Regions from separate parts of the Mus musculus genome. Here all the other regions are linked to region 2. Evidence: chromatin loops called from intact Hi-C (ENCODE). Cell type or tissue: gastrocnemius. All regions are shown on one strand. Each heading gives the region's core, and the rest is flanking DNA. Links, peaks and the distances in the headings are about the cores only. Region 1 overlaps Mdn1 (midasin AAA ATPase 1). Region 2 overlaps Rragd (Ras-related GTP binding D). Region 3 overlaps Mdn1 (midasin AAA ATPase 1).

Region 1 (10,336 bases), core at 762-8,761, 270 kb after region 2:
CTGTCCTGAGGCGGGAAGGCCACGGGATAGACAGGGGGCCCAGTCAGCCTGCTGTGAATTTCTTGTACACAGCTGAGGAGGTTCCTGTGCAGGAAAGACAATGGCATCTTCACTCATGCACTAGGGTGTTTGAACAAGTTCAGTTTTTCATGAAACTAAGAAGTGTGCCAAGGTTAAGAACATGAGCACGCATGCACACACCCACCCACCCACGCAGGCCAGAGTTCCCTCTTTGCAGAGGTTAAGAAAACAGGTAGAAAAAACTCTGTATTAAAATGCCTTGCTTGTTAAACTAAACACATTCTTCAGTCTTTCAGAAATGGTCTCAAAACTTATGCCGTTATCAGCAGAAGCCTCCAGCCCTCTGCCAGACAGCAAGCAGTCACAGCACTGCAGTGACCTCAACTCTTACTACCTTGCAAATGTACTTCTCTGCTAAATGAACCCCAATGAGCTGAGCAGAAATAGAAGCCAAACTGAATACAAGCCAAGAATCTACTCAACAGATGCTAACAGCCTTCCTAACTCTCCCCCATCTCTTAACTATCTCTCTCTACTGAGGAGCAAACTGCTCTGGGGAAATCTAAAAGTCTGACAGAAGCCGACTCAACTCCAGTCCCAAAGTTCAGGGAGCGCCCCCAACCAAGAACACAGCCCTGACTACCAGCCTATGACAGTAAAGTTCTTGTTTCAGACTCACTTTACACAACTCTTTTTATTGTTTTGGCCTAGCCCTGAACTCAGTCCACAGACTGTTTTTGCCAGTAATGCCAAAGGCCTGCCATCAAAAGGAAGCAATGGGGCCAAAAGAAACTCTAGCTGCCTTTTTGGGCTCAAATTCACTTAATGGAGTGGAAGGTATCCATCTCGGCATGTCAAGCAACTCTGAGCTGATCAGCACAGATCTCCCTAATTGCTGCAACCAAACCTCCTTGCCAGAGCATACCTGAGGATGATCCACTGCTCAGTCAGTGTGGTCAGAGAGTGACGCTGTCGGATGAGCAGCTTCATCAAGTGGGCTGAGAACCCTTTGCATCTCTCAATGGTACCCATGCTGACTTCCTGGCAGGAAGAAGAGAAAGCGCATGCTGAAGGCATTGGGGACAGCCCCTGCCCTCCTGACACACGCACCAGAAGCTCCACCAGGAAACTATTTCTTTAGAAAACAAAATAAAAATTATTTTATGTGTTTAAGTGTTTTGCTGCATGTATGTACGTACATCACATACGTGTCTGGTGCCCTTGAGAAACTGGAGCTACAGACAGTAAGGAGGCAGCTCTGGGAACTGAACCTGGGTTGTTTGCAAGTTCAGCAACTGCTCATAACCACTGAACCATCTCTCCAGGCCCAAAAGCTATTTCTTGAAACAGAGGTTATTATCATATCCAGTGAGGGTGAGCGGCAGTGTGTGCATGCTCTCAGGCTCTGGCGCTCAGACTAGCTTTTGGAGATCACTGACATCCATGAGGAAGAACGAGGTACAAGACCAAAACAATGGACATGGATGGTCTGGTTCTCAACTCACAAGAGTAAAGTGAGCCTCTTAGCAAATGCAATGGAACGTCTAAGATGTTCTAGGATCCACACTGACTCATACTGACTTCGCCTTAACAAGTCTGTCAGTGCCTGGTAAGGACGATGCATGGATGAACACACAGATGCTTTCCCCAGCCCATGCCGGTCTACCTTGACAGGAGTTGCTAGTGCTGCAGTAAGCCTGGTGTGCCGTGCAAGAGAGCGATAAAAGTACTTCTGGCACCCATCCCACAAAGATGAAATTTCTGTGAGGAGCCTAGGAAAGAAATCAGGCAACTTATTGTATTAAAACCACAACAACTACCCTCTGAAGACCCCAAGGTCTCAAGATTTCTGAGAATATTTAGGTGTAACCCAGAATCAACCACTGAAATTGGTCTATCTGAGCGGGATACTTAGCATTGGAAGCATTACCAGTATATAAGCAGTAGCAATGGTCTGTTTTCTCCAGTGAACCCTTTATAAATTAATTTAGTGGTGGAAGGTATAGCTTATAACACTCATGTGAACAGGGGCTAATTGTGGTGTAAACGAGGAACATGCATGCACAAAATGGCAAAAGGCACAGACAGCTTAACACAGGGCCACACAGGTGCTAAGCTGATAAAAGTAAACAGGAAAGCATGTGTCTTTTTAGACGGCACAACCCAATCCCAGCCTCACGGAGCCCAAATGAAAACACAAGCCCATTTGGCAAGTTGTCCTCAAAAACTAGAAATGTGCTATGTAATTTCCCCATTTTTTTTTTTTTTAGATTTATTTATTTATTATATGTAAGTACACTGTAGCTGTCTTCAGACACTCCAGAAGAGGGAGTCAGATCTTGTTACGGATGGTTGTGAGCCACCATGTGGTTGCTGGGATTTGAACTCCTGACCTTTGGAAGAGCAGTCGGGTGCTCTTACCCACTGAGCCATCTCACCAGCCCGTAATTTCCCCATTTACAATGCTGTTTTGACTCAAATTTAAAATCCCACAAAGTAATGAGCATTACAACAAATCCTAGATCAGAGTAAAGGCAGCGCTCTGTCTCACAGGTAATCAATTCTCAAATTGAGGGTTGTTTTTTTAATAGAACTTACACATATGAGAGACAGCAAAGAAATATGGGCATAAAAAGATTCCCAGTGGTGGGGCACACATTTAATCCCATCACTTGGGAGACAGAGAGCCTGGTCTACAGAATAAGAGCCAGGATAAACCAGAGCTACAGAGAGAATTTCTGTCTTGAAAAACTGAGAGAGAGAGTGAGAGATCCAGAGATTGATTCCCAGCTGTAAGTTCAAGTCAAGTAAGCAGAGCTCAGGGAGCCAAAGGAGCAGAGCAAGAAGGCACAGGGGAAGTTGCTAGTCAGCAGTGAAGAACATACACTTAGCACCACGAACCAACAGAGCAGGGTAGCAAACACGGGAAAGAAAGGTAGAAGAAAACGAATATTTAGTATATTAAGTGCCAGCCAGATCTTTTTGTAATCTCTAATTCTTTTGTAAGTTTAGCGACTTCCTCAATGTACAATTCAAAAGCCAACCAACCTAGAATCGGCCTCCCGAGTGCTGCTGACTATGGACAATGCGCTCCGGAGATCTAACGGGTGAAGGTGGAGTAACTCCTGAGGACTTTTTGAACGGGCCCAGGCAAGACCTTTTCGATATGATAGACCTGAAATCAACAGCATTCATTAAAGCAAAGAAAAAGCTATGCCCCAACACCCTTCCTAGTCAAAGTAAAGTTTGTGACATATAGCTCCAGAAACCTGTCAGAAATACGGGCTTAGGTAGCTAGGGAAGACAGTTCACGCCTATACTAAACACTCGGGAGGTCAAGAAGGGTCTTGAGTGTGAGGCCAGCCTGAACTATGCAGCAATGAAGAAATGCACCAACTATATATAGCAGGGTCAGTCCCTGAATCTCAACATGATTCAAAGTGACCCTGATGTGGTTCTATGATAGCAGGACTCAATACTGCTGAAAGCAGAGAGTATCAATTCTGAGATACCTCACCACAAATCCTGAAAAGTTCTTTGTAGTTTGCTGTACAGTCAGTAGCTCACTGTAGGATTTTCCTACATGTGTCTGCAGTCTTAGAATGACATTTCACAACCCTAGTACTCTGCCACAAGCCACTTATGCTACCAAGATGGAGATACTGGCTTAGTGGCTATAGCACGTGCTACCCCTCCCGATGTCTCTCAGTTTGGTTTCTAGCACTCTCTATAGCAGTCCACACTGCCTGTAACTCCAATTCTAGGGGAAGAGACTTTCATTCCCGGCTTCCATGAGCACCCTCACATATCACATGTGAACATACACGTATTAAAACTTAGAAAAAAAATTTAATTGTATTTTATAGTGTTTCGGGAGCAACCCTTACCAATGTTGGCCAGGTGCTTAAAGAGGTCTGATAAAGCGCGGTGTTTCTGCAGGAGTATGTGTTTGGCTTCTGAGTGCTGCTTCTCTTTCTCAGCAGAGGGATCCACCTTTAAGCTCTGCAGCTCACTTACAGATGAAATCACGCCACCTATAGGGAAAAAAATAAAATCCAAAGGCCTTCCTGCTGCGTGCACATTGCTCCATGCTGTTGTTCACTTGAACAGTCCCTCCTATCTGACCAAGTTCCATGAACTGTGCTTGAGCTACACTTGTAAAATGCATGGAAATGGGAAAGGGAAGTATCTCTTAGCTTCATGAGCTTTTCAAAATAAACCAAACCTAACAAAAACCTACTGAATGAGTACCAGCCGTGTGGTTTATTATATATAGCATGAATTTTAACCACCTGAGGGGAATTTCTGCTAACTGTATTCTGTTCCTTCCCTACAGCCAGCATTTGCTGATTCTCTTTTGATCCCTCTAACTTCAGAAGCATTATATGCAGTTCCAGTTCAAACCTTTTCCCCCCCGCTTTGGTAGCTGGCCTTAAACTCAAAGAATCAACTAGTTCTGATTCCTGAATGTGCCTCACTATACCTAGCCTCCAATTAACTTTTGTTTTAAAGGATTTATTTTTAACTTATGTGTGTGTTTGCCTGCACACGTCTGTGAACATCTGTGTCTGGTTCCTGAAGGCCAGAGGAAGGAGCTGGATCCCCTGGAACTTGCATGTAAATGCTGAGGCAGGAAGTCACTGAAATCTCATAGTTTGAGACCAACCTGGACAACAGAGAAAGACAACAAACCAACCAAGACCAAAGGGCAGAGTACTCATGAGGACAGAGGGATGAACTTACGGCACTGTCCTTAGCAGGCCTTAGTCTTAGGGCTTCTATTGTTAGCATACTTGTCAAATACTGTACAGGATGTCAAAAATGACACAGGTCCCACATTCCCAGCCATCACAGGCCACTTGCATAGGGGACAAAGCGAGTTCCACTTTTACCCTTGCTGTTAACACTCACCAGTGAACTGGTCAAGACTTTCCACTAGGTGAGGCAAGGGACTCTCCTTCATAAATACCAGGCACATTTTCCTCATTCGTTTTGAGAGTCGTGGCAAACGACGCAGAAGCTCTCCCTCCACAGACAAAGGACTGGCATCCTGGCACTGTTCTGTACCTGAAGGCTTTGAGACAGTACAGGTTAATTGTACTGCCAAGAATCTGAGTAACACTTTTAATTCAACGGACACTAAATTTAAATCAACTTCTACTTCCATCTCCCTCCTTCCCCACAGAACAAATATAAAACCATCATCATAACCATCCCAGGAGTAGAAACAAGCGCTCGCGCGCACACACACACACACACACACACACACACACACACACACACACACACACACACACCATCATCATCATAACCATCCCAGGAGTAGAAACAAGCGTGCGCGCACACATACACACACACACACACACACATAGATGTTCAGAAACCCAAATTATGGCATGATGGCACAGGCCTTTAATCCAGCACTCAGAAGACCGAGAAACTCAAATTCCTTCTTTGTACGTGACTGGCCATCAACACAGAATGAACAGTAAGACTCCAGGTGATTCTCTCCTTTCACCCTTCATGTGGTGTTCCAGATTTCAAAGTCAAGTCACCAGGAGTACACAGGCAATCAGTTTACCTGCGAGCCACCTGGCTGTCCCAAGGCCATGGTTTCTGCCTAATTCTGTAGCACAGTGAGACAACCAACCAAATTCTACCCAGATCCAAATAAGGGGAACACATTCCTTAGCTAGTTCCTCGTTCATGCCTTAATCTGATATATCCGGCTCGAGTGGCTTGGGATTAAATACACAACACCCCACAAGCTAGTACCTTCCATTCTACTGGTTGTGCTAACAGGGTCTCCCTCAGTGCATTGTTGAGACCCTGAATGGGCGATGTCTCCATTGTAGCTTCCTCTGTCGGCTTTGGCAAACAGTCAGGCTGCTCTTCCTTGTCGCTCTCTACCAGACATGACTGACAGGGTTCACTCAGCACAGCTTCAAATTTCTTCATGAATTTAAAGAGGGTCCTGATCTCATGAAGTAACAAGTGTAAGGTTAAAAACACATCACTGTGACAGAACTTGAAGAAATTATAATCTGGGCACACGTGAACACACAGACACACGCCTTTATCTTTTATAGCTATAGCTACACTGATCTCTTTAGGTACCCACAATCACTTTGGATCTTTAGGAGAAAAAGATATGCCAAACACTGTCACCCCACCTTTTGTACAAGAGAAAACTGTAGCCAGCCACACACAATAGGGTTGCTTTGCTCAAGGTAAACAGGTAGTGGGAGGTAGAAGACAAGCCCCCAGGCGGGCACAAGGGATACTCTGCCCAAGGCATATATTTTCCCTGAAAGGAGAATTTCTTTGTGGTAGCATGAGAACAGTATAGGTCTGGCCATGGAAACAAAGTAGTCTTGCAGCCTACCATTCAAATGCGGTTTTTAAAGGTTACTACCAGTCTTATTAGACAGATTACCTATGTGTCTTTTCCACAGATTGTTTAATGGACCAGAAGCTGACATCATTCCACTTTGATATCTTCACAAATTCCTGGAAGATAAAGGAAGTTCAGGAAATGGCTTCACAAAGCTTGTATCCCTTTTTGTTCCTATATTATCTACTTGTTAAAGATCCAAGGACATCCATCCCCAAATACAGGACCACATATCAGGGAATATGTACAAGAATAAAAGGGAAACTATATTATGTACCTCAAATCAATCAGAAAGGGTGAATAACTCATTTGATAAGGACTTCAGCTTCAAAACCAAAGTTAGTCATGTTCATGACATCGGTGTTGGTTCTTCAACTCTAAAGTTCTTATCACTAAAGTATTAAACAGAGGACTCTCCCTGCCCTAAGACATTCCCTCCCTGGCTCATGCCCCATATCATGGCACACTTCTGAAGTAGACAAAGAACACAGGAAAGACAGACAGAGCACAGCCTTTCCTATGGTTCTCCAATAAACTTCTATAGCCTCCCCCTGGTCTCTTACCTCACTATTAGAAGGATCAAAGAACAGAACTAAAGAAAAAGAATAGGCTGATTTTGTTCTTTAAAGGGTAATTACGACAACTATTCATCTTACTTTAAGCTCTTTTTCTATGGGGGAGCGAAGTTCCATAATTTTAGCTTTGACCGGGTCAAGAAATTGCTTGTAAAAATGGTACAAATTCCACAGAACACTGCAGAGTGAATCTGGAAGAAATGAGAAAGAAACCAACATGCTACATCCACTGTATGTGCTTCTATGCTAGCCTGAGCCTTCCTTACTACCCATTCCATAAAATATGGCACATTCCAGTCAGGTTTGTTAAAAACCTGTCTGAGCTTAGCACTCCTCAAAAATGCAGGCTGTCAAAGTTGCCCCATTTCATTTCAGCTTCTAGCAGATTTACTGCCATTTCTTATCTTGCAGATGATATACCAAGAATCTCTTTAGAGCAATCCTTCAAACTCTTTGTCAAAAACTCATAAAATCAACAGACACTATGCTTTTATTAGAAAAATGGCATGTTAAAATGTTCACCTCAACTGCTCATTTATGTATACTATACACATAGTTTATAGTAATGACTCAATTCCAAACCCACTGGGACTGAAACTGGTAACAGTTTGACATGGAGCTTATCTTTATCATGCAGCAAGCTCCTGGCAAGTCATAGCTTCACAGTGAGGCAGTGTCTCCAAATAAACAAATAGTGCATTATAAATGAGGAACAATTCCTCACCTTTTCCTTCTACTTGCGGCATCAGTAAGACATGACAATGGAAAACCAGCAACATCTGGAGTCGCACATGGAATTCTCCCAGCGAAGATCCTTCAATAAATGCTTGTAGTGTGCTAACCAGCAACATCAGAGTCATCTGCTTGTCATCTTTAGAGATACAAAGAACAAACCACACATGCAATTTCAACCATCCTTCCTATCGCTAAAATGCACACAGGGTACCAAACATCAATGAAAGGCGGCTCAGTAGGTAGGTACCACATCAAACTGAAGCAAAAATTATGTTTAGAGGGACGACTTCCACATAAAACCTGTAAGTTCTGTGTTAAATGCACTCCTATTATTACGAGGCAGCTTTGATATAAAGCATCACTGACCCCGAGACAACACCCACTTAGTTAGTTCCTGGGTACGCAGAATGGCAGAACTTTATGACATGGCTGGTTCTCTAGACCCTGCAACAAGTCACCTGCCTTACCTTCCTGCTCCTCTGTGCGTTCCTGCATGTGCTTCTCCAACATCTGATAGATGGAAAACCAGTGTTTGGTAGATTTCTCAGTATGGCGTATCATGGTATTATCCAAACTCATTGACCAGCAGCTGACCATAAAAAAAAAAAAAAAAAAAGAAGCAGTAGAGGCATTTAGGTAAATCCATTTGAAATCAGTTTCACAACTGACTTGCTGCCTCAGAGTGTCTAAACTATTTAATTGATACTGTAGAGCCTGTTTAGTGCTTACTTTCAAGTCCACAGTTAAAGCACATGCTGTAGCTACCCTCTTACAGGGGCGGGCAGGCAGGCAGGAGAGAGAGGGCACTTACTTCAGCTCCAGCTTACGCCACCGAATGATCATCTGACTGACTAGATCAAGATGTTTCCGGAGAGACAGTACTCGACTTGCATTCTCCTCCCAATCCTAAAGAAACAAAGACCCATTTGTCACTATCATCCAACACCCAGTCACTTCCTCTCCCTCAGTAACATCTAGACTTTCCTTAGAGAAGACTACTGGTCCCATAAGAACTTTATCAATGACAACAAATGGTTATGTGATACAACACCAGCAGAGCCAAAGTTAGAGACAGGGGGAAAAAAGCACAGAGTTTGTGACTGTCATGATTCCTGCTGCTGGCCCTTTATTCTTGAACAAATTCAGTTGACTCCTTCCTGTTAAGTAGGAGGACAGACAGCAGACAACATGGAGGTGTGTGGGCAGAGAGCATAGTGAGCTCCTGGGGTCCTGGCCATGAGGCCCCGCCCTCCAAGCAGTTCACTCTACCACCAGCAGCTCACTAGCACTGCCCGCACCCCAGCTCAGAAAGACCAAGCAAGAATCTTAAAGCTGACTTTAAACCAAATTGTACCTTTCTGTTATAATGTGGATATCGATAGAGAAATCTTGTCCACATGACAAGAACTAAACAAGGAAAAGCAGGAATCATCTTACCTGTGCCTTTGCTAGAAGGATCTCTAAGCCATTCAGGAATTTGGAGATGGGACTGGAAAGCGGGAAACCACGAATTCTGTCCATTACAACCAGTAGCTTAAAAAAAAAAAAAAAAAAAAAAAAAGAGTGGGTATTTCAGTAGATTTATCAGTAACTGACAGTATAGAGTCCTAACAAGTTTTACTCTAAAACACCTACAAACACCTGCGGAAGACAGTAGACAGCTTATGGGTCGTAGGACCAGAGTGAGGAAACGTTCTGTAAGTTGCTTTATCCTGGAAATTGGATATTGTTCTGTATATTGAGTTACCATAAAATTTGCTAAAACTGGCATGTTCAACCTGCACGTGAGGAAAACCTCACTGCGTGAGAGGTAAGCCTTTGCTTCTATGTATAGATGTGCAAGTCAATATGCCTGGAGACAGTCTGAGAGAACACCCTCTGAGGAAACATGCATCCTTGGGCAGTTCCCTCCTTCCTAGTTGGCTATACTACCTGTTGAAGTACAGGGTGCTCTGGCCAGTCCTGGAGCAGCTGACTGACAGCTTCTGAGAAGCCTTGAAGCACAGGTTGGCACTGCCGTGCCTCTGCCACATTGGGGTGCTGGTAGAAATCATAGGGCCCGTCAGGCCTCATCATCAGGTCTGAGGTAGCTTCCCCACAGAGTGTGTTAGAGGAGAGTGTACAAGCCAACAGCTGACTTCCCAAGAGCTGGTCATTCAGCTCGACTCCTGTGAACAAAATTGTGGTAAAATGGTGAACTCAGAAAGACCGTTTAATAGTAAGTTACAAAGAAACAATGAGCTAGTTTTGACTAAAGCCTCTTTCCAATGGTGTAATTGATAAGACCATGTGGGAAACTTCATGCAACCAACTGGTATTAACCAGAATCTGTGAGTCAGATTCTATGAGTCTCAGAAGTGCTGAGTGGTTTAAAAGAAATATTAAGTTAGAGGCAAGGAACGTATCTTGGTATGTGAGACATGACGTCTGTACGCCTAGCACCATAAAAAATAAAGGAACCCTCATCAACACCCCCCATGAACCTGTTAGGAAGCATGAATAGGGAAAGTGGAAACAATTCAAGGAAACGACCACAGACACCAAGTCTACATCCTTTCTCATAGGAAGCTAATGAAAATTTGCATTACCGCAGACCTTTTAATCAATGTCT
Region 2 (10,054 bases), core at 2,055-10,054:
GCATGGGCCCGTCACTCCAATCTTACTCCCCTGGTCCCAGCTACGCAGCCGCTGAGTGATGCTAGCCAGCTGCTGACTGACTGCTGCTCAGTCTTCACACTGACTTAAATACTTAAACCACTGCTGCCCCTTCTTCATGGTTGTGTTGGTTCCGAATCATCAGCAAACTGTAAAGTAACAGGCTATAACGGCGTTCGATACTTTTAAGCAAATTTTTAATTTTCACTGTAGCAGCCACAAAATAGTTCATACACGTCTCATTCTTCACTCTGCAGATGAAGGTCAGCACATACAGGAGTTATGAAACTTGTGAGCCCAATTCTGTGCCCCTGGTATTCTGGTCTACAATTACCAGGTCCTTTAGCACACTGGCTTTTCCTCGAAAGATTTACAATATTGGCAAAGCGAATATCCTGGGCTTCTGAGCATCCTGCCTTCTCCACGGCTCACTTAGCACTCACCACCCCAGAGGTGGCACAATCCACCTGCCTTCTACTGCCCTGGGAGGAAATCCTGGCACCCATTTTACCTCCCCAGAGGCTTGAGGTCGAGTTGAGGTGTAGATGGTTGTAAACAGTATATGCTATATGTGAGCGAGTAGGAAGTAGAAGTTTTGATCTCTCAATCTGTTGTTTTTTAATAAAATACCATTCAGGGAAACAAGGTGTCTTTTAAAATCCTGAAATGGTAGGAAATTTCTGTTATAAAAGTCACCCATCTCCACCAATGGGTGCAGAGAGGCGAAGATGGTTTGGTTAATCATTGCTGAAGGCGTGGCCTCGGAAAACACACAATCTTTAGAAACCTCTTGAGTAATCAGTGAGTAAAAACGTTAGAACTTATTTGTGAAGATCACTAGGATGTTGGAGAAAATACAAACAGTCTCCTGGGCTGAAGGTCACTTAATGATGGGACACTTGCCTAGCTAGCGTAGCAGCATCCTGGGGTAGATCCTGGCACTAGTAAAAACAAGAGAGAACCAGATCCTAAGACAAGCATGGTGGCACACTGGCTGAGGGGAAAACACAAGCTCGAAACTGCATGTCTCAAATAAGCAGGCTGGTCTTTCGACTCAGTTAAACCTCCACTGACGCTGACCTACCCAATTCAAAGTGAGTTCCATCTTACCCACCAAGAGAACTGTTAGGATATTCAAAACGTGCTGCTGCTGCTGAAGGCACTAGGTACATTGAAGAGTTCAATGGACTCGTGTGAAGAGACAATTTATTTAGACAGGTATGTAATTTGTTATATAAATGCAAAGATCTAAACATATAAATTGATCATTCAAATGGACATTTCATCATTTACATGTGTGGCAGTGTACATTAAATGGTACTTTAAGTAATATAGATTTCTGGTTTTGTTTTTGAGATTTCTGCATGCATGGAGGAAGGAAGGTCAAAACATACAGGAGTTATGGAGGCCGGGAGAGAGCTTCAGATTCCGTAGAACTTGAGTTTAATAATAATGTTTCAAAGCTCATAATCAAGTTGTATAAACACTTGAATATATGTATATGCATATATTATTATATAGAGGACTCAAGAATGCTTCCCTGGGTGATTACAATCCTTGTGCAAAACAATCTCCCTTCCCTAGCTTTGTAACAACTCCCAGGGAAACAAGGTCTCCCAAGAACATTTAAAATACAGATTCCTAGCCGACTTCCCAGACTTTGATTCAGGAAGCATGAGTTAGGGATGGGAATCTGTCGTATTAAACGTCCTAGGTGATGCTTAGGGCCAGAACAATGAAATCGGGCAGTACTTTGTGGGTTGCTGATTGTTCCTTACACACGTGCCCCAGGCAAGTCCCTTTCTCACTAGATGAACAGACATTCAGGGCTGATCTCTCCAGGTGAGCCCCTTCACTGCACTGCTTTAAGGGGGGGCGGGGGGCTCATTAAAGGGCTATGTCCAGAATCAGCACCTGCGTTGTGTTCTAAGGGCTCAAAGAGGCTGAAGCACTTGCCCAATGTATGTGGGAAGGTCCTAGACTTTACTGACACCAAAGGAAAATAGGACTTTTAAAGAAGAAGGAAAAAAATAGGCATGATGGCACACACCTTTAGTTCTACAATTCAGAAGGCAGAGGCAAGCAGGCCTCTGGAGTTTGAGGAGAGCCTGGTCTATATAGTTCCAAGGCCAGCCAGGGCTATATACTGAGACCACATCTCAAAAGAGGGTAAATTCAGTTTACATACTGATTTATCTTCATTTGCATAAAACTAGAACTGCGTAATTGAGAGATTTGGCTAAACAGTCAAGGGTGGTTGTACCAGCTTGTGGCCCAACTGAAGACAGGCTGAGGCAGGAAGATCTGTTGAGCCCAGAAATCCAAGATCAGCCTGGAATGCCATTAAGAGACCCCACTTCAAGAGGTTATTTTTAAAACTTCTTTTTATTAAATGAACCTAACATAACCAATAAAACAGTGATGTATATATATGTATATAGTAAACATCATCTTGAATTTCAACAAGAGACCATTCTGCTCCCAGAAAACTAAGCTATGGGTACGGGGTACGTCAAGCCATCGGCACACAAACATGCTTTCAAGTTGGCAGTTAACATCCCTGAAGACTGTGTTACAAATGAAGTCCTAGCAACAGCAAAACAGTGTGCTTGATTACAAACTACACCCAGCCTGTGTTTGTTGAGTGCATACCATACGTCAATCATGACAGTTCCATTGATTTGATAAATTCTGTTTCAGACTCAGTTGACAAATAACCCATACTTAATAGTACTGCTGTGATATTTAGCCATTTTCTATTTAATGATCCAAAATATATTATGTTCACAAAATAACACGTGGTATCTATTAATCAGCTTTTATTTCTACTCCTTCAAAAGCACTCTGTACAGGTCACTCACACTAACCTCCATTATGACAAGTAATTCGGCACAACTCTTACATAGAAGCTGTACTTGACTCAGAGAGCAAAAGTCTGCCTGCTCTACACATCTTCAAGTTCTCAATTCCTAAAACCAAACACATGTTCTACTGAAGCCACCGTAGTTAGGAGTTTGACCTTTCAGTTTATAGTCCCATTTGAGCATAGACACAGATCTACAGTGCAGTAAGCTAACCCCCCAAATCTAAGATAAAATACAAAACAAATGTGAGGACATTTCGCAATTCTAGTCACATTCAGACATCTTCAAGAGGTCAGTGTCACACCAGGCTCGAGGCAGGAATCAGTGTTGTAACTAAAGAGTGCATTTATGATCAGGAACATGGGCCCTATGTCACAGGAGTGTTCCTGCCTATCCCTCAAAGAATCACATGCTCTTGAAGTGATAGGCTTTTAAGGCACATTTCAACAACAAAAACTCATGATATAACCAGCTTAAAAATGGAAGCGCCACTTAGACATGCTAATTTTATGTGATTTACCAGACAGGCAAGTGTCTTATTTTGAAACTACAGTCTTATTAAAAACTTAATTCTTTGTCTATTCAAAGAGAAATTCTTTGTTTAAAAAAAAAAAAAAACTATTAAGAAAGGATGCTGGGGATACTAGATTGGTAGAGTGCTTGCCTTCACATGCACAAAGCTCTGGGTCCAGTTCTCAGCACTGTTCAAGCCAAGCACGGTGTTGCATTCCTATAATCCTAGCACTTAGGGAAAGTCGAGGCTGAGCGGTCAGAAACTGGAGAGCATCCTTAGCTACCTGGCAAGTCTGAGGCCAGCCTGAGTTACCTCTGAGCCCCACTCAAAAAGAGAAAACTATGCTTTTTCTCACTCTCTAGTGTCTTTGTGTGGGTGCACAGTGGTGTTAGACTCTTAAAAGTGGCCAACCACCATCCACTCTGTTGGCAGAGGCCGTCGGGGAATAGTCCTGAAGATTAGAACTCCAGGCTCCTACCATCTCATTCAAGTCTCTTCATAGAAATCATAAGGAAGGAGCCATGGTTCCATGATGACTAGAAATCTCCTTAATAATGTGCAGACTACTGGGAGGCTCAATCTTACATTTCAATCATCGTCTCCAGTTTTAGTTACCAGCTCCAAAAGTGTAAGACCTGGCCAGACATGGTGGTGTTCACCTTTGATCACTTGGGGAAGCAGAGGCAGGTGAATCTCTGAGTTCAAGGACAGTCCGGTCTACATAGTGAGTTCCAGGACAGCCAGGGCTACATAGAGATACGCTGTCTCAAATAATAAAGAATTTGGGGAAAAGGAAGCAAGAAGATGGGAAGAAGATGCGTAAAAGAAGTGAGCTTCAGGAGCAAGCTGCTTTAGACACAAAGCTAGAACCAGCTTTGACATCCCTAAGGGACTCTGCTTTAAAAAGAACCTTTGCTAATGCCATGCACGCCTGACAGTACTAACCCTTAGAATGGTTTGAAATAGGGCTAGATTTAGGACTCTTAGTTCCCTACCTATCTATAAAAGCACACACATAGTTAACTGACTAACATACGTCTCTAGGCCTCCTTTTTTTCCCACCGGCCACAGGCTTTCTGTGTCTTCTGTCTTGCAGAGCAAGCTGGTGGCAAGCTGATCTTGGTAGGAACAGGCAAAGGACATGAGGTATGTTGTTACAGATGAAAGAACGAGTCAGGTAACAAATGGAGCCACCAAGGACTAAACTCCTGTGGTCATGGAGCATTAAAACCTGGTCCTGAACAAGGTCTCTGAACATAGCGCATCAACACACCATTCCCAGGAGGTGAACACACACAAGCACACGTGCATCTCTTATCTGAGTGACCTCTGCCTACATCTGGGAACCCTCTTGGCTTGTGTGTTTTAGACCCCTCGGCAGGTACAGTATTGCTTCTACGGTTTCCCCCCCACACAAATCAATGCTATCTGTTCCAATCTCCTCAGACGACATCCATATTTCTCTACACTGGTTGGCATCATTTTAGAAATCTGGTCCCAAAGGTTCACAAGATACTGCACCAAAAAGAAATCACCCGTCTGCACAAGGTGACTGCAAAGGTGTGTTGAGGTAAAGAGTTTCATAAAGACTGGGCGAGTCGGAAGGCAATGCCATAGGGCACAAATGTGTGGGTAAGCTTGGTAATAGTATTTCCTACAAAATTCCTGTTTTGTTTTGGGGGGGGCATTTGTTTGGTTGGTTTTGAGACAGGGTTTCTCTGTGTAGCCCTCGCTGTCCTGGAACTCACTCTGTCGATCAGGCTGACCTCAAACTCACAGAGATCCATCTGCTGGGATTAAAGGCATGCACCACCACTGTCCAGCTACAACATTCCTATTACACTTCCTATAAATAGAGACGTTCTTATTGCTCTGGCCTGGAGCTTCCAGCCCTGACCTGTTGCTGCTCCACTGAAAAACGATTTCCCCTTTGACAACTGGCAGCAAAGAGTCCCAAATTTACAAAAAAAGTCTCTAGCAATATAATGGATCAATTTCCGATTGCCATATGGACTGTAGAGTATGCGTGTCCTTGTCATCAAGTACAGAAAAGAGTTTAGAAAAGTCATCTTATCAAAGTTCACCTCAATGAGGAAAAAAAACATGAAAATATGCAAAATATGTACAGTTCCTGGCAGTCCTCACAGGGGGTTTTCTATCAACATAAAAGTTTACACTTACGTAGTGACAGTACAGTGGCTCTCACTGTTATTGTACAGGTTTTTGCTTCAAAGTGCTCATTTTATTTTAAAGAGTAAGGTTTTTTTTTTTCCCTTAACACATACGAGTCAGGGCCCCAGCCCTCCTGTAGTGCAGTATAGTTTAACAGCCTCCTCACTGAGGTCTGGACTCAGGCTCCTGACAGTTCCCCTACAGCAGCACTCTAGGGGTCCCATTGGGAGTAGCTCCTGTCTTCTTGGGTAGCCGACTCTGGGCCTTTCGAGATTTCACCATCTTCATCCTCACCTCGAAGACTTCATGGATGGCCTTCCGGAAGCAGTGGAAATTATAGTCAATCAGCCCTGCAGAGGAAGACAAAGGCTCTTAATGCAAGAAACAATCTCTGTCGTTCGCAGCATCCATCACCAGTAGGGGGCAGCAAAGGACCAACCAGCACCTAACAGGCCCAGGCTGCAGGGATAGCAGATAGTCATGTGAGGTAGGTGTGCCCTGTAGAGTGTTCCAGAAACTTCCAGAGTATTTCCAAAAAGAAATCACCCATCTGCACAAGGTGACTGCAAAGGTGTGTTGAGGTAAAGAGTTTCATAAAGATTGGGCGAGTCAGAAGGCATTGCCATAGGGCACAAATGTGTGGGTAAGCTTGGTAATAGTATTTCCTACAAAATTCCTGTTTTGTTTTGGGGGGCATTTGTTTGGTTAGTTGTTTGGTTGGTTTTGAGACAGGGTTTCTCAAAATGATCCATGGCTCAAAATGATCTGAAAAACCACTGAAATGCACTTACTTAATTATTCAGATTAAAGGCTAATGGTAATTTATGATAAACCAAGAACTGTCAAGATGGCTCAGCTGGTGTGTCTGCTATGGAAGTCTGATGACCTAAATTCCATCCTGACACACACACCCAAAAAAGGGCTGTCTTCATAAGCCTGACAACCTAAATTCCCCAGAATCTAGATAGGAGTTCAAGGCTAGGTAGTGAGACCCTGCCTCAAAAATAATTAAATAAATAAGGTAGAAAAAAACAGAAAGACATCCAAAAACATGAACACACATTAAACATGAACTGAGGGATTAGATGTTGGTGGCACATGCCTTTAATCCCAGCACTGGGAAGGCTGAGGCAGGCAGATCTTTGAGGCCAGCCTGGTCTACAGCCAAGGCTATCCAGAGAAACGCTGTCTCAAAAAAGCATTCAACAACAACAAAACACACACACACACAGAGACAACAAAACAACAACAGAAACACAAGATGAAACTTTAAAATGTGCCCACTTCGCCACATTTCTTAGTCATAGCACCAAATTAAACTCAACAACTAGTTCACTTACTACTATATTCTACAAAACCCGCCTGTCATCTGAGAGTGTGTTTCAGGAAAAACTTAACCAAAGATCTACATGATCAGTTTCTACCTAAACTTAGTTCCACACAGTCAGATGTTAAAATTAATACTAAAGGTCAAAGAAGCAACCAGATTTGTGCGGAGCATTTAATTTTAGAAACTCTGTAGTGGAAAACCTAGCAGTGCTTTAATGAAGGGAGGCTTTTAATGAAGGGAGGCTAAGCTTCCCTTGGAAACAGACACAGCACTCAGGGTCTGAGCTGGGAGGACAAGGTGGCGTTTCTATGTAGGACTCTTTCCAGTGTGCACAAGTTCATTCCACCCAGACGTCTCAGACCGAATGCAAAGGGAAACTGGGTGGACACTTGGGGATTATTTACTATTTTAGCAACTTTTTTCCAGGTGATTGTAAAATTCGTTCAAAATAAACAAGTTCCCTAGATTAGCTCTGATGATCCTAAACGTTAGACCCTGCTGCCAACTGAGGATGCAAATCTGTGTGGCCCTTGTTCTCCTTCACTTCCAAAAATCTACAGGAAATACCAACCAACAAAAAAAATGTGGGAAGGATTAATAATGTGAATGCGTGCATACACACTGAGCTCTACAGAGAGGAGCCTCAGTAGCCATCTGTAGATCACAATTTAGTTACATCGCTCCCTCCCTTTCCTCCCTCCACACCCCTCCCCAATCTCCGTCCAATCCATGGCTCTTTTTTTTTACTAATTCTTATTCCATGTATATATGCATATGTTCCTAAACATGGCCTGCCCAGTCCATATAATGCTACCTGTATGCACATATTCAGGGCTGACTGCTTGGCACTGGACAACCTCCCCTGGTCCCTAGCTAGACATCTTTACCCCTACCTGAACTAGTGCTGTCAGTTTGTGACAAAGGAACTTATATTTTTCAGGTCTGAGTAAAATCATCTGTATAATGAGAGAATAAAACAAAATACAGCCCTGTTTGCCTTCCTTTGTTGACAGGGGATGCTCAGTACTGGGGATTGAACCTGCGGCATAATGCATGAGAGGCAAGCCTCTACAACTGTGTACTGGCCCAGCCCTGCTGTCTATCTTCCCAAAGGAAGCCCACAATTGTCCCTTTCATTCAAGAAGATGGAAATAATGGATGAAAGATGAACACTCCTAAAGGTTTTGAGGACAAGTGATACAGAAGTCAGTTTAGTCATCAGAAAATGCAGACTCACAAGGAGGCTAGAAATGCAAATTTAAATGAAAACTAACTTTTTAAAACAGTAAAATTCAATATTGATAAGAATATAGCAAAAAAAGAAAAGAAAAAGAAAAAAGGAATAAAGAAAGAAAAAGAAAAAAAGAGGCGGGGCTGGAGAGATAGTTCAGTGGCTAAAAACACTGACTGTTCTTCCAGAGGTCCTGAGTTCAATTCCCAGCAACTACATGGTGGCTCACAACCATCTGTAATGGGATCTGATGCCCTCTTCTGAAGACAGCTACAGTGTGATCATATAAAAAATAATTCTTTTTAAAAAGAGAGAGAGAGATTACAGCAAAATGGGCATATTAACCATAAAGTCTGAAAGATACTTTGTTACCATTCACTGGAAGCCACCAAAATATGCCTACCCTTTTGAGCTGAGGCATTCTACTATTGCTTCTGGGGCAGTGGGGGCTGGGGACAGTTTGCTGGTCAGTCAGCCAGCTTAGCCAAAAATGGTGAGCTCCAGTTTTAGTGAGGAACTCTGTCTCAAGGAAACAAGGCACAAAATGCTAAAGACATCTGGGCTCTATCTGCTCTTATGCATCCACACAAAGGCACTCATATAACACATGCATATAGCATATATAACACTCTGATATGCCACATACAACACACTAATACACCACACCTAACATGCAAATACCACAGCAAGTATAACGCAAATACACCACATACAACACACTAATATACCATGTAGCACATACATATATTACACCTACCACATGTAAATACTATATACAGCATGCTAGTATATATAGCACATGCATATACCCACATATACTACGAGAATATAGCATCTGTCAGGAGCCATCATAGAACAAGCTAATAACTTCCTGAGATGAGACTGCTTTGGATTAATAAATAATTCATGACAGGCTTGCTCTCATAAGCAAGGCCCAGGAGAAAACCATTTTAGGAAAGATTCCTGCTATTAATATGCTTTTCCTGTTATTAAACACACATAACAATAACTAGGTATTAGCCCACCCTTTTGAACACATCTCTGCAGAACTACGAAGATGTACTGTCTCTTAGTGATGCTATGTAGACAAATAGATGAATTCTTAATTCTTAATGATGATCCTATAAGAATTCCTAAAATCATATCAGTATTTATTAAGCTCTTTTATAGTGGGACTGCTATTAGTTCCTTTCTGATAGTCAAAACTGCAATGAGAACTCTGGTAGTCTCTGTCACCAGTTAATTGCTTCTACTACTCAGAGCCCATTCCAAAAGTTTTTAAAATCATTCACCATAGGTCATAAAAAGGGAACTATGGTTTATTATAGGTGCTAGAGCAGAAGATAAAATATTGACTGAGTTTATCTATACAAAACTCACTAATAACTTAGTTATGGTTTTTTAACTCTCCATGACCCTGTGGAGCTGTGACAGGTGATGAATGGTTAGCCAGATAATTACTCCTAATGGATATGCAGGTAAACATTCTCTGCTGTAAACTCATTTGATTTGTGATTTGAATTTATGTGTAAACTTGTGATGAACTTTTTACCATATGATCATGTATTCTGAAAGATAGAGTAGCCTGTATTTCCCTTGCCCCGCTTAGGATCTTTCTGCTTTTCCCCTTTTTCTTAGAGAGCTTTCATAGGAAACTTTTTCCAACTTAGAAATGAACACTAAATTCACTTTTCAAAGTGTTCCTTTTTCTTCCTGTGACTTCAAGTGGCAGGCTGAAAGTTGGAGCCATGCAATTCCTGCTGAGATAGAACAAAGGGTACTTTACTTTGCTGTTTTAGAATGAGGTGCTAGGTGCCAAGAGAGAGCAGTTTCTGGTCTCAGAGGAACACAGAAGGCAGGTCACTTACAGTAGCAAAGTAACTTAAGACTTAGATATAAACTTTTTATTATTATACAGCAACCCT
Region 3 (10,336 bases), core at 1,482-9,481, 260 kb after region 2:
AGATGGTGCTCTTAACCACTGAGCCATCTCTCCAGCCCTACATAAATATTTTATTCAGGCATGCATGTGGTACAGGGACAGATGCAGCCAGATACACATGGATGCTCAGGTTCTCATGCTTACAGAACAAGCACTCCAGTGACTGAGTTATCTTCACTAGGCTCCAAATTTTACTTATAGAAGAGTATCCCTATACTTTGGACATTTCAGAAAGCTATTAGCCAGTAACGTAATTATTCTTTGGTTCATACATACTAATCTAAATGAGCCTAAACAAAATGGTATTTTAAGAAAGATAACATATATACTCTTAGCATTTTTTTTTTAAAGATTTATTTATTATATGTGAGTACACTGTAGCTGTCTTCAGACACTCCGGAAGAGTGGTGTTAGATCTTACAGATGGTTGTGAGCCACCATGTGGTTACTGGGATTTGAACTCAGGACCTTCAGAAGAGCAGTCGGTGCTCTTAACCACTGAGCCATCTCACCAACCTCCCCCCCTTTTTTTTTACTCTTAGCATTTTTAATCTTAAATTTTATGCATGCTTGGTTGCTGAAACTATGATTAAAGTCAGACTCCAAAATTAAGATTATTATATAAATGGTCTTAGATAATTTTTTGTAACTTATTTGTCTCAACATATATCTAAAAATTATACATAATTAAAATCAGCTTTCATAAGTATGTAACTCAGTCAAATCATGAAGCTATCTATCTAGCATCTTCCTGTGAGGTTGATCAGCCTCAGGCTCTTCAATTAGAGTTTGCTATTATCCATAGAGGAATCCCTAGGGATGAAATGGGTAGCAGAGGCTCTAGGTTACTGTCACAGTATGTGTGACTTTCTTGGGATTCTTTGCTCTCATTCTCCATTATCATGACTAGCCATTATTTCTCTAGAAGAGCTGTGTGAGAGCCCTGACAGTCAAGACTGACTGGTGCCCACATTAGCCCGCTAGGTGGGAACATGGTATGGCTTTGGAGAAAGAGGTATACATAATTAAACATCACCAATCCTTGGCCAGCAAACTGCAGGATGGGAAGTGACAACAGAAGAGAGGTATGCTGGCCTACGTGTTGGAGGTTTACTCAAACTGGAATGGATCTAGCAAAGCGGTACCTCTGGCTTTGTCATGTCATTGGCCATGAAGAAATCACTACTGCCCATTGCCAATGACCTCTAGCTATGGGCATCTGGAAAGACATACCTTCTGCTTCCTCATTGTCTGTGTCCTCACCACCACTTTTGTCCTCACTGTCAAGTTTCAAGTCATCTGGAAGGTCCAAGGCCTCAGGTTCTGGAAGCTTTTCTTGATTGCCATGATAAGGGTCTACCTCATTCTCATCATATTCCCTCTTTGGGATAACAACGAGAGAACAGGGGAACAAAAATGTTATAAAACCAAAGGCTATGATTTCTTTAATATTACGATCTCATTTTAGTGACTTAATAGTATTTTTCAGTCTTTCATGTTAGAACTTCAAATTTTATTTTCTGTATAGACTTTCAGGGTAATAGGCCCTTTATTACTTAATGTTAAAACCCAAAACTTATGAAAAGAAATATAAAGGACCACAGATCTTAGCTTCTAAGACATAGTGAAGCCAAACAGCACATTAGCAGAAACCAACAGTTAAGATACATTAATTACACGTTGTGAGGCCACTCCCCAACTGTGGTTGGATGGGAACTCATTACCCTCCTGCCTCAGCATCTTGAATGCTAAGATTACAACAGCTCATTCTACCATGCCTGGCTTTGACGCACTCTTCTAGGAACTACATGAAAGGAACTGACGTATTTGTCAGAAGGAGAAACAAGTGTCTTAAGACACTCAGAGGACTGTGGCCTTCGTCAGGACACCTCCTGACATGCGGTTCATTACCTCATCAATTTGTTCATTACCTCATCAATTTGTTCATTAATTTTCTCTTGGCCCTGTTCAACATCTTCAGGTTCTGAGTCTTCCTTCTCATCTTGATGTTTTTTATTTTTGTTCAAATTTCCAGCATCCAAGCTGTCATCTTTAGCAACAAGTTCAGAATCTTCCTAAATGAATCAAGAAATAAAGAAAATTCATCCAGGAGCTAGTTTTCTAGCCCTCAGGTACAGAAGGCTTCTGCTGACAGGCCCAAGTGGTACAGGGCAGACAGGTGCTACTATTTCTGATGTGGCGGTCACCACCTCGGTCTGTCCCAAGAGCAGCAGGGACAGACACCACTCTCTACTTCCGCATGCCTGTCTTTCCTGCCAGTCTCAGCCAGAGCCGGGGATGCGGCTGCATGGGCAGAATAGGCTTGGCATGGATGTTCCCTCCTCCACAACACAGCAACTCACGGGAGCACTTAGGTCACGCTGCTGTACGCTCTTCAATATGAGGGAAGAGAGAAAGCAGAGAGAAGAGAAGAAAACAAAGACAAGGAAACATAGGAGACAGCGGCCTGAAGGAACAGCTCCTCAATCAAGGCCTGGGAACTCAGATCGGGGCTCTTAATTACCTCATCCACCCCTGGTCCTGTCTCTTCAGCTCTACCGTCACCGTCTTCATCTTCTTCCTCATCATCTCCCCAAAGCCTCTCATCTAGTTTGTCAGCTTCCTCGCCATTGAGATTGCCCATCTGCTTATCCAGGTCTCCATCCTCACTGTCAGACTTCTCATCATCCTCTTCTGAAAGGGAGCAAGCTACACTTAGTTAGGCAGACACCCACCAATCCAGGCCTGCATGTGTGAAGGCAAAGACTCTTCCCAGAAAGTGTCATCAGGATCCAGGCCTGTTTCTACAGAACACTGTGGGCAGATGCCAAGGATTTCTTCCAGGCTTTGCAAATCATTTGAAGGGAAAGGACTTGCAGGTGTGACTAAGCTGGGGAGACACTAGCACCACACTTGGCTCAGTTGCAACTCAGATCTATGAAGTGACAAGACGACTGTATTCCTCAGTCTTTTCTCAAATACTTCACTATGCATCAGATGTAAATTAATGCAAACCTTCTTTCCTTCACCTTTAGTCTTATGCTTCACTGGCAAAAAAAAAAATCTATACATTTCTTATACTGTAAATTAGCACTCATTTATGTAAGACCTTTGCTTAAAACACTGTATTTCAAGTTAAAAGTTTTTGTTTTGCCAGTAACTAGAGTAAGTGCTGAATTATAGCACAACACGCCGGAGTGCTATAAAAATAATGCTGTCATATGCTTATAATGAGGCATGTGAACTACGGAACTGAGTATGGTCTATATGGGTGCCTGTATGCCACAGATTTGTTTTGTTCTTACAGTTTAGTAAGAAATATATATATTTTTTACTTTATTACTTGTGTGTAGGTGTGGTGAGGAAACCACGGGTGTCAGTTTGTTTTTCCCTTCCCGAGGCAGGGTCTATTTTTTGTACTGCATAAGTCTAGTTGGCCTGGCAGCTTCTGGAGTCTGTGGCTAGGACAGCTGGGGTTCTCGATGCTCATTTGAACCCAGGTCTTCCTGCTTCCAAGGCAGGTACTTTACTCACAGCTTTCCCCGCTCCATGATGGTTTTGCAATTAAGGAAAAATTCATAAAATAAGCCAACCATTAAAAAAAAAAAAACAAAAAAAAAAACAAACCTCTACAAACAAACATGAAGCCAAGCTGTCAGTGGTCATCTTTTGGGTTTCTATGCAGACCACTGAGCCACTTCATCCAACAAAATCAAGGCTGTGGCTCACTCAAAGGAGACCCACTGAACTCGTCAATCACTGCCCTAGAAACGACAGTCACGGTGGGCACACACGGTGGCCGCTCAGTGAGCAAGCAGCTTGGTGCACATAACACAACAGCTCCTTACTGAGGCCCTACAAGTTTCTGTACAATATTTAGTATCTAGAAAGCAGAATGAGATGACAATGTTGGACCTTGTTCAAGCTCGCCATCATGCATTTTCCCATCAAAGTCTTCTGACATCTCAATGGCGTTATCCTCGCCTTTAGTATCAGGTTTTGAGTCAAGGTCTTCCTCGTCCTTCTCTTGACCCTTCTGAAATGTATCTTCTACCTTTGGGAAAAGATGTGAGAGCACAGGTGAACACTGCTTCGTCTATGCTTCAATTATATAAGATGACCACATGCAGTAATTTATGAAGGTTTGCTTCACATTTCTGGAGTAAATTTATTTTATTTTTTTGATTTTCTGATCAGAAAATATAGAATTTTATTTGGCTTTTTTCATGAGAATTGTAAAAACACTACCACCATCATAAAACAACCAACCAACCAAAACTTCAAATTAGCATTTCAGAGATATGTGTAAAGAATATGGAATTCGCTGGGCAGTGGTGGCGCACACCTTTAATTCCAGCACTTGGGAGGCAGAGGCAGGGGGATTTCTGAGTTTGAGGCCAGCCTGGCCTACAAAATGAGTTCCAGGATAGCCAGGGCTATACAGAGAAACCCTGTCTCGAAAAAAAAAAGAAAGAAAAAAAAAAAAAGGAATTCTTGCCAGGAGAGATGATGTATGTCTTTAATCACAGCACTTTCCAAGACAGAGTTACATAGGGAACTGTACTGAGTTTGAAGCTAGCCTGGTCTATAAAGTAAGAATCCAGTCCAGCCAAGGCTACAATAAAGAAACTTTGTTGCAAAAAGAAAAACAAAAACAAACAAACAAACATACATCCAACAAGGTGTGGTAGTATGCACCCATTATCACAGAACTCAGGACGATTTCTAATTAGAGGTTGGCCTGGGCTACCTCAGAGCATGCTAACTCAGCACTCCCCCACATAGCAGTCTTACTATCTTTCTTACTATCTTGAATCTTTTCCCTTTGTTTTTTGTCACTTTGATCATGAGAACAACAGTGCACTTGGGGAGAGAGATGGCCTAACAGGTAAAGAGAACTGGCTGCTTCCTAGAGAACCTGGGTTTGATTGCCAGTTCTAAAATGACAGCTTACAACTGAGGGCACTGTGCACAGACATATGAGACAAAACTTCCATATATATAAAGAAAAAAAATCTTTAAAAATATCTACATAAGCCAAAATTTAGTGAATCTTAGTAATATTTTATCTACTTTATGTTTGTAATGGACTGTACTTTTCTATTTTCCCATAATTTAAAATCTTAAATTATTTTAATTTAGAGAAATACTCTATGACTGTGTATACTAGAGAAATATAGAAAATTTGAAATAATAAAAAGTATAAAATTAACACATAAACACCAGCATCATTTTTAAAAATTTCTTTCTAGTTTTCCCTTCCAAGAAAAATAAACTTCGATTGGTATTAACTTTTTGTTTGTTTATAGACAGGTACACAGACCAAAAAACACTCCACAATTTGTCTCCTGACTTATTATATGTGTATGCCTTATCCCATTCCTGCACAAAATAATGTAAACTTAAACAAAACAAAATCAAACAATTATCATATCAAAATACTCTTCAGAAATCATCAGCAAGTCCCCATTTAAAATCAAACTGGAGGGGGCTGGTGAGATGGCTCAGCGGTTAAGAGCACCGACTGCTCTTCCAAAGGTCTTGAGCTCAAATCCCAGCAACCACATGTTAGCTCACAACCATCCATAACAAGATCTGATGCCCTCTTCTGGAGTGACTTAAGACAGCTACAGTGTACTCACATATAATAAAATAAAATAAATAAATCTTTAAAAAAAAAAAAAAATCAAACTGGAAAGGTCAATCCTTCCAAGACTATTATCGTAACAAATGGCTGAGCTGCAAAGGTCCTGGAGTTAGGTTTTAATCTAAAGACCTACACAGATCAGTATGATGCTGTTGGCGTACTAACAAGTTTGATTAAACACTCAAGAGTCAGCTTACATAAGCTGTGCGAACGTACCTGTTCCTCATTTTCTATCCGGTCACTCACATCCTTCATGCCCTCGCCATCTCCGATCCCACCTCCCTCGTAGTCATGGAACTGCGTTGCTCCCTCTCCTGCGGAATCTTCCATCAATTCTTTAGGTAAACAAAACCCCTTGGGGGAAAGAGTTAGCAAATGTTATAATCTGGCTGGAAATGCAGCAGATTTTTGACATTCTTTTCCCTCTCAGAACTGGCAGGGATCATGCAGTTTCACAGTTTTGAGATTTTAAGTAAGACTCTAACTTTGTAGACATCTGGTACACAGTTATGCTACATTGCCAAGACAAAAACCTGAATGAAATATAGCATCAGGATAGGTAGAATGGTTACTCTGGAGAGGGCTGAGCACATCTATGAACAGAGACAGGCTCAGTCACAGTCACAAGTAACAAAACTGATTCCTCTGGAAAGAAGCTTGAAAACAAACACTGAGAGTAACGCCTCTTAATAAGAAATTGTATTTAACAGAAAACATGCTATCGGTCAGGCCAAGGATAAAAATGTACTAAAAACTGAAGTTACTAATTATCAGAGGAGAGGCCCAAGAACACCACCACCATGACTGTGCTACAATGAAGCCACTTCCTAGAAACTCAGTGCTTAAAAAAATATTTATTTGCTTATTTTATGGATATGAATTCACTGTAGCTGTCTTTATTCACATCAGAATTGGGCATTGGAACCCATTACAGACGGTTGCGAGCTACCATGTGGTTGCTGAGAATTGAACTCTGGAAGACCTCTGGAAGAGTAGCCAGTGCTCTTAACAGCTGATCTATTTCTCCAGCACCTAAACTCAGTGCTTTCATTAAAATCTAAACCTACTACTGAAGTCCTGTGTCACATCCACACCAAAGGTCAGCACCATTCAGAAAGGCTGGATGATTCAGACACTCGGCACTCACTTTCTTTTTTTTTTTTTTTTTAAAGATTTATTTATTATATGCGAGGACACTGTAGCTGTCTTCAGATGTACCAGATGAGGGCATCCGATCTCATTACAGATGGTAGTGAGCCACCATGTGGTTGCTGGGATTTGAACTCAGGACGTCCGGAAGAGCAGTTGGTGCTCTTAACCGCTGAGCCATCTCTCCAGCTCCCGGCACTCACTTTCAAGGTGTGTACAGTTTTAGAAAGCTAGCTGGAAATGCTTAAGTATTTTCCTACTTAACTACACTATCATTATTTTCTAACATTCATTTATTTCTGTGTGTGTGTGTGTGTGTGTGTGTGTATGAAGGTAGTTGTGTATATGTCATGATGCATGAGTGGGGAAATGTGAGTTGGTTTCCCTCTTCAACCACATGGGTTTCAAGACTTAAAATTAGGCTGTCAGGCTTGGTGGCAAGTCCTTTCACCTGTCAGACTTGTTATTTTAAGAGGTGTTCAGCTATAGGCAGATGAATGTGTCCACATAGGAGTGGGATTCCCTTTGCAGAACACACCACTAGGTAGCTCTAATGTGGACAGCCACCATGCTGCCATGCCACTATGGAGCTCAGGCCAAGGCCCGTTAGCAGACACAGAGACGGCACCTCTACCACTGTACCTTATGTTTTCGTTATCCTTTGCACAGTTTTCTTCAAGAAGTATCAAGAAAGAAGATGGGCAAACCTGAAGACCAAGCCATCACTCAAAAGACACACACACTTATCTTCTGGATCTGAGACCTCGGGATAGCTTCCCACTCTCTAAGTTTAGGACTTTAGAGACTAAAAATGTTTAAGTGTTTACAAGTCCAGACTCCTATTCTGTTTTCTACGTCATTTATATTGTACTTAGTTGAAAAAGATCTCAGAATACTAAGGAAGAAATCAAAGAAAACCTTTTAAAGTCATGTGATGGTGTTGCTTGTAAAAATATCAGAAGTAGAGTCTGGGACTCAAGTTGGGACAGTGTCCAACTTGAGTCCAAGATCTGTACTTTCTACACTGCACCACGTCTGCTAGAGTTCACCAACTCTGAAGCAAAGGCGGGTCCACAAGCTACAGGCATGCTGCTTTCCACAGCAGCATATGTACCTTAATGAAAGAACAACTTTTTCCTCTTTAGCACCAGCAGCCCTTTTATCATTTAATCATAATCTGAGAGTTCAAGAAGACAGGGAGAAAGGCTAATTTAAGAGAAGGCAGCAGCCTTTAGATTGTCCCTTTGGTCAAGATGGGATTTGCTAGCTTTAAGATCTTACTGGAAACCTGTTTGGCAATCAGGTTCTAGAACAAGCCCTAAACCCACAAGGGACAGAGCACCTGCTGCTATTTCTGAGTCTATCATAAAAGCCCAGCAAGCCCTGGAAGAAGTGAAATGTCTGTGTGCGGTTCCATGGCATTCCACACTGACAGTCCTTACCTTCTGGGAGAGCTCTGTAAAGGTCTGGGCAAGCACAGAGAGCAGCTTTGCCGTGCTCCGGTGAGTGGCCAGCGATACGGTCAGGAAGAAGAGGACAAGGTCTGAGAAGCCACACAGGATGGGTATCAGGCGCACTAGCAAGCCACAGGACTGGCTGAAGACCTGAGACAAACAAATGCCAATCACTGTGCTTAAGAGGCCCTCCCTTTGGAGAGACGAGATGCTTTAGAACTAGATCTGCTACCGCTGCCACCGCCACGGCCACCACCACCTCTTCTGAGGCTGTATGTTACTGTGTAGCTCAGGCTGTCCTGAAGCTCACCAAGGAGCTCTGGTTGGCCTTAGACTAATGGTGATTCTCTTGCTTCAGCCTCCCAAGTCTGAACTATGATATCTTGCATTATTACTATTACTCTTAACTGCTTAGCTATCTCTTCAGTCTACCATTTTTTTAAAAAAAGAACTATTTATAAGTAAATTCTACCAATATACCAAAGTTGGGACTAGATGCAATGAAATAAAATGAGCCGCTTCTCTGGGCTAGTCAGTGTGACTACCGCTTCTTACTGATAGAGCTCACACCCAGGAGCATGGGATGGGGTGCGAACTGAGTCCAACACAGTAGGTGTTCTGGATGGCCAGCTCTTTTGCACCTATCGAGAGCAAATGTTCTGTCTTTTCAGAGCTTATCAATGACTAAAGCAAATCCAGTGAGCTAGCAGGCACTGGGTCTGCTAGGGGGTCCCCTCTCCTCACTTGGAGTGAGGTGAAGGACATTCTGCCAAGAACCTCTGGTTACCTTGTGCTTGGTTGTGTTGCCATCCTCACTGCAGGACTTGAGCCTCTCCAACAGCTCGGAGACAGAAGAAATGATTTTCTGGACGTGTAAAGTGCTCACACTCGCCCAGAAGTCGTCCTCTAAGAGCTTTGTTAGATGTCCTGGCTGCAGGCTCTTAAAACTTGCCTCTTCTTCTTTTCCCCCTAAACACACAAGCAGCAAAACTAACTTCTCAGATCTCTCCTCATGCAGCCTGTATCTAACTCTGTCTTTAGTTAGCCAGAGCCTAACTTAATTATAAAAGTTAGAACTACTGAGGTTATTTCTGCACAACTTTCAGACATACCATCCTCTTCTTGCAGTCTCTTGTCAACAGCACTGTCTTCTGCTTTCTTATTGTTTCTTTCTGCCAAGTTCTGGATGGTGCAGAGAATGGCCCGGATGGCAGTTTCTACTTGCTCTGAAAAGTCTTCAACAAAGCTTTCTTCCACCATCTGGTTTCCTAGTAAACAACATGGTACATAGCCAAGCCTAGCTCTCACTCCCTGTAATGTCTCTGGATCATGAGTAATACTCATGTGTTACTTTCCAAATGGCTGTTTAAGGAAAGTGTTCTATTATTTGCTATCCACTATGTCAATCTGTGCTGGATCCAAGGACAAAACCAGCAGCTTCCTTGCCTGCATAAACCTAAGAGCTTATCATTTTATATCACTGTTACCAAAAAAAAAAAAAAAAAAAAAGGTTTTTTAAAAAAAGCAACAATAGTTATGATGGAGTGTACAAACACCCGGTTTATTTCACATATTGGCCTTAGGCATTTGAGCTCAAGGAAAACTGCAATGGACGAGTGAGCCTCCGCTCCTCCAAGGAAGGCACAAACCTCCAACAGAGAGACCTGCACTTGATATCCCATCGCCTTAATTCTAAGTTCTCACCCTCTTGCTTGTGTGCAACGAACAGACGTGCTTTCCAGGCAGTGAAGTCATCGATGGCTTTGCTGACTTCTCCTCTTAGATAGTCCAGGCTTTCAACTAAGGCCATTCGTGAATCTGTTTGTTCAACCTCTATCCCTGGAAGAATGAACAAGGACGCTAGGCCTTGCAAATGAGCTGACACTTGGGACAGGCAATTCAGCCCAGAAGAGCAAACTTCAAAATCTTCCCTGCAACAGAAATATCACAATGTTGAAAGCCACACCTATTCCCCTCTCCCTCTAACAGCAGCAAACATGCTATGTCTCAAAGTTTACAGTTAGATATATGTCAAAGCACAATATGGGTTTGCTGAGTGACAGGATCAAGCACTATTCTTTTCATGATTCTAGTATAAGATATAAGT

What was found. Hi-C counts contacts between places; a loop is a spot of excess contacts. Peaks named below come from ENCODE experiments on the same cell type or tissue, not always from the same donor. Only the 100,000 strongest peaks of a DNase experiment are listed, where the experiment ranks them.
Region 1: a loop joins it to region 2, with 2.2 times the contacts of the local background. A loop is called at or near these places in 14 of 42 quality-filtered maps.
Region 3: it touches region 2 in a loop (2.4-fold over the local background); 15 of 42 quality-filtered maps call a loop at or near these places.

What each region holds. Positions count from the first base shown.
Region 1 is chr4:32,739,301-32,749,636 of GRCm38, reverse strand. It overlaps Mdn1 (midasin AAA ATPase 1), which reads right to left. Exons shown (of 102, transcript NM_001081392.1): 66 at 9,658-9,893; 67 at 9,163-9,258; 68 at 8,537-8,631; 69 at 8,193-8,314; 70 at 7,715-7,861; 71 at 7,072-7,181; 72 at 6,458-6,531; 73 at 5,797-5,995; 74 at 4,933-5,095; 75 at 3,909-4,055; 76 at 3,070-3,196; 77 at 1,688-1,793; 78 at 947-1,062; 79 at 1-84. Among named protein-coding and RNA genes, the nearest start is that of Lyrm2, 56 kb to the left of the region's middle. In gastrocnemius, for the core only: a CTCF peak has its summit at 4,034; no DNase peak of the experiment used is centred there.
Region 2 is chr4:33,014,511-33,024,564 of GRCm38, reverse strand. Rragd (Ras-related GTP binding D) reads right to left here. Exons shown (of 7, transcript NM_027491.2): 7 at 2,385-5,918. The coding sequence ends at 5,767. Among named protein-coding and RNA genes, the nearest start is that of 4933421O10Rik, 12 kb to the left of the region's middle. In gastrocnemius, for the core only: a CTCF peak has its summit at 5,985 (motif pointing right); a DNase peak (open chromatin) is centred at 5,989; H3K27ac peaks cover 1,785 bases.
Region 3 is chr4:32,750,074-32,760,409 of GRCm38, reverse strand. Mdn1 (midasin AAA ATPase 1) reads right to left here. Exons shown (of 102, transcript NM_001081392.1): 80 at 9,934-10,160; 81 at 9,342-9,497; 82 at 9,017-9,183; 83 at 8,218-8,379; 84 at 5,843-5,980; 85 at 3,895-4,033; 86 at 2,504-2,673; 87 at 1,911-2,054; 88 at 1,213-1,360. Among named protein-coding and RNA genes, the nearest start is that of Lyrm2, 45 kb to the left of the region's middle. In gastrocnemius, for the core only: no CTCF peak of the experiment used is centred there; no DNase peak of the experiment used is centred there.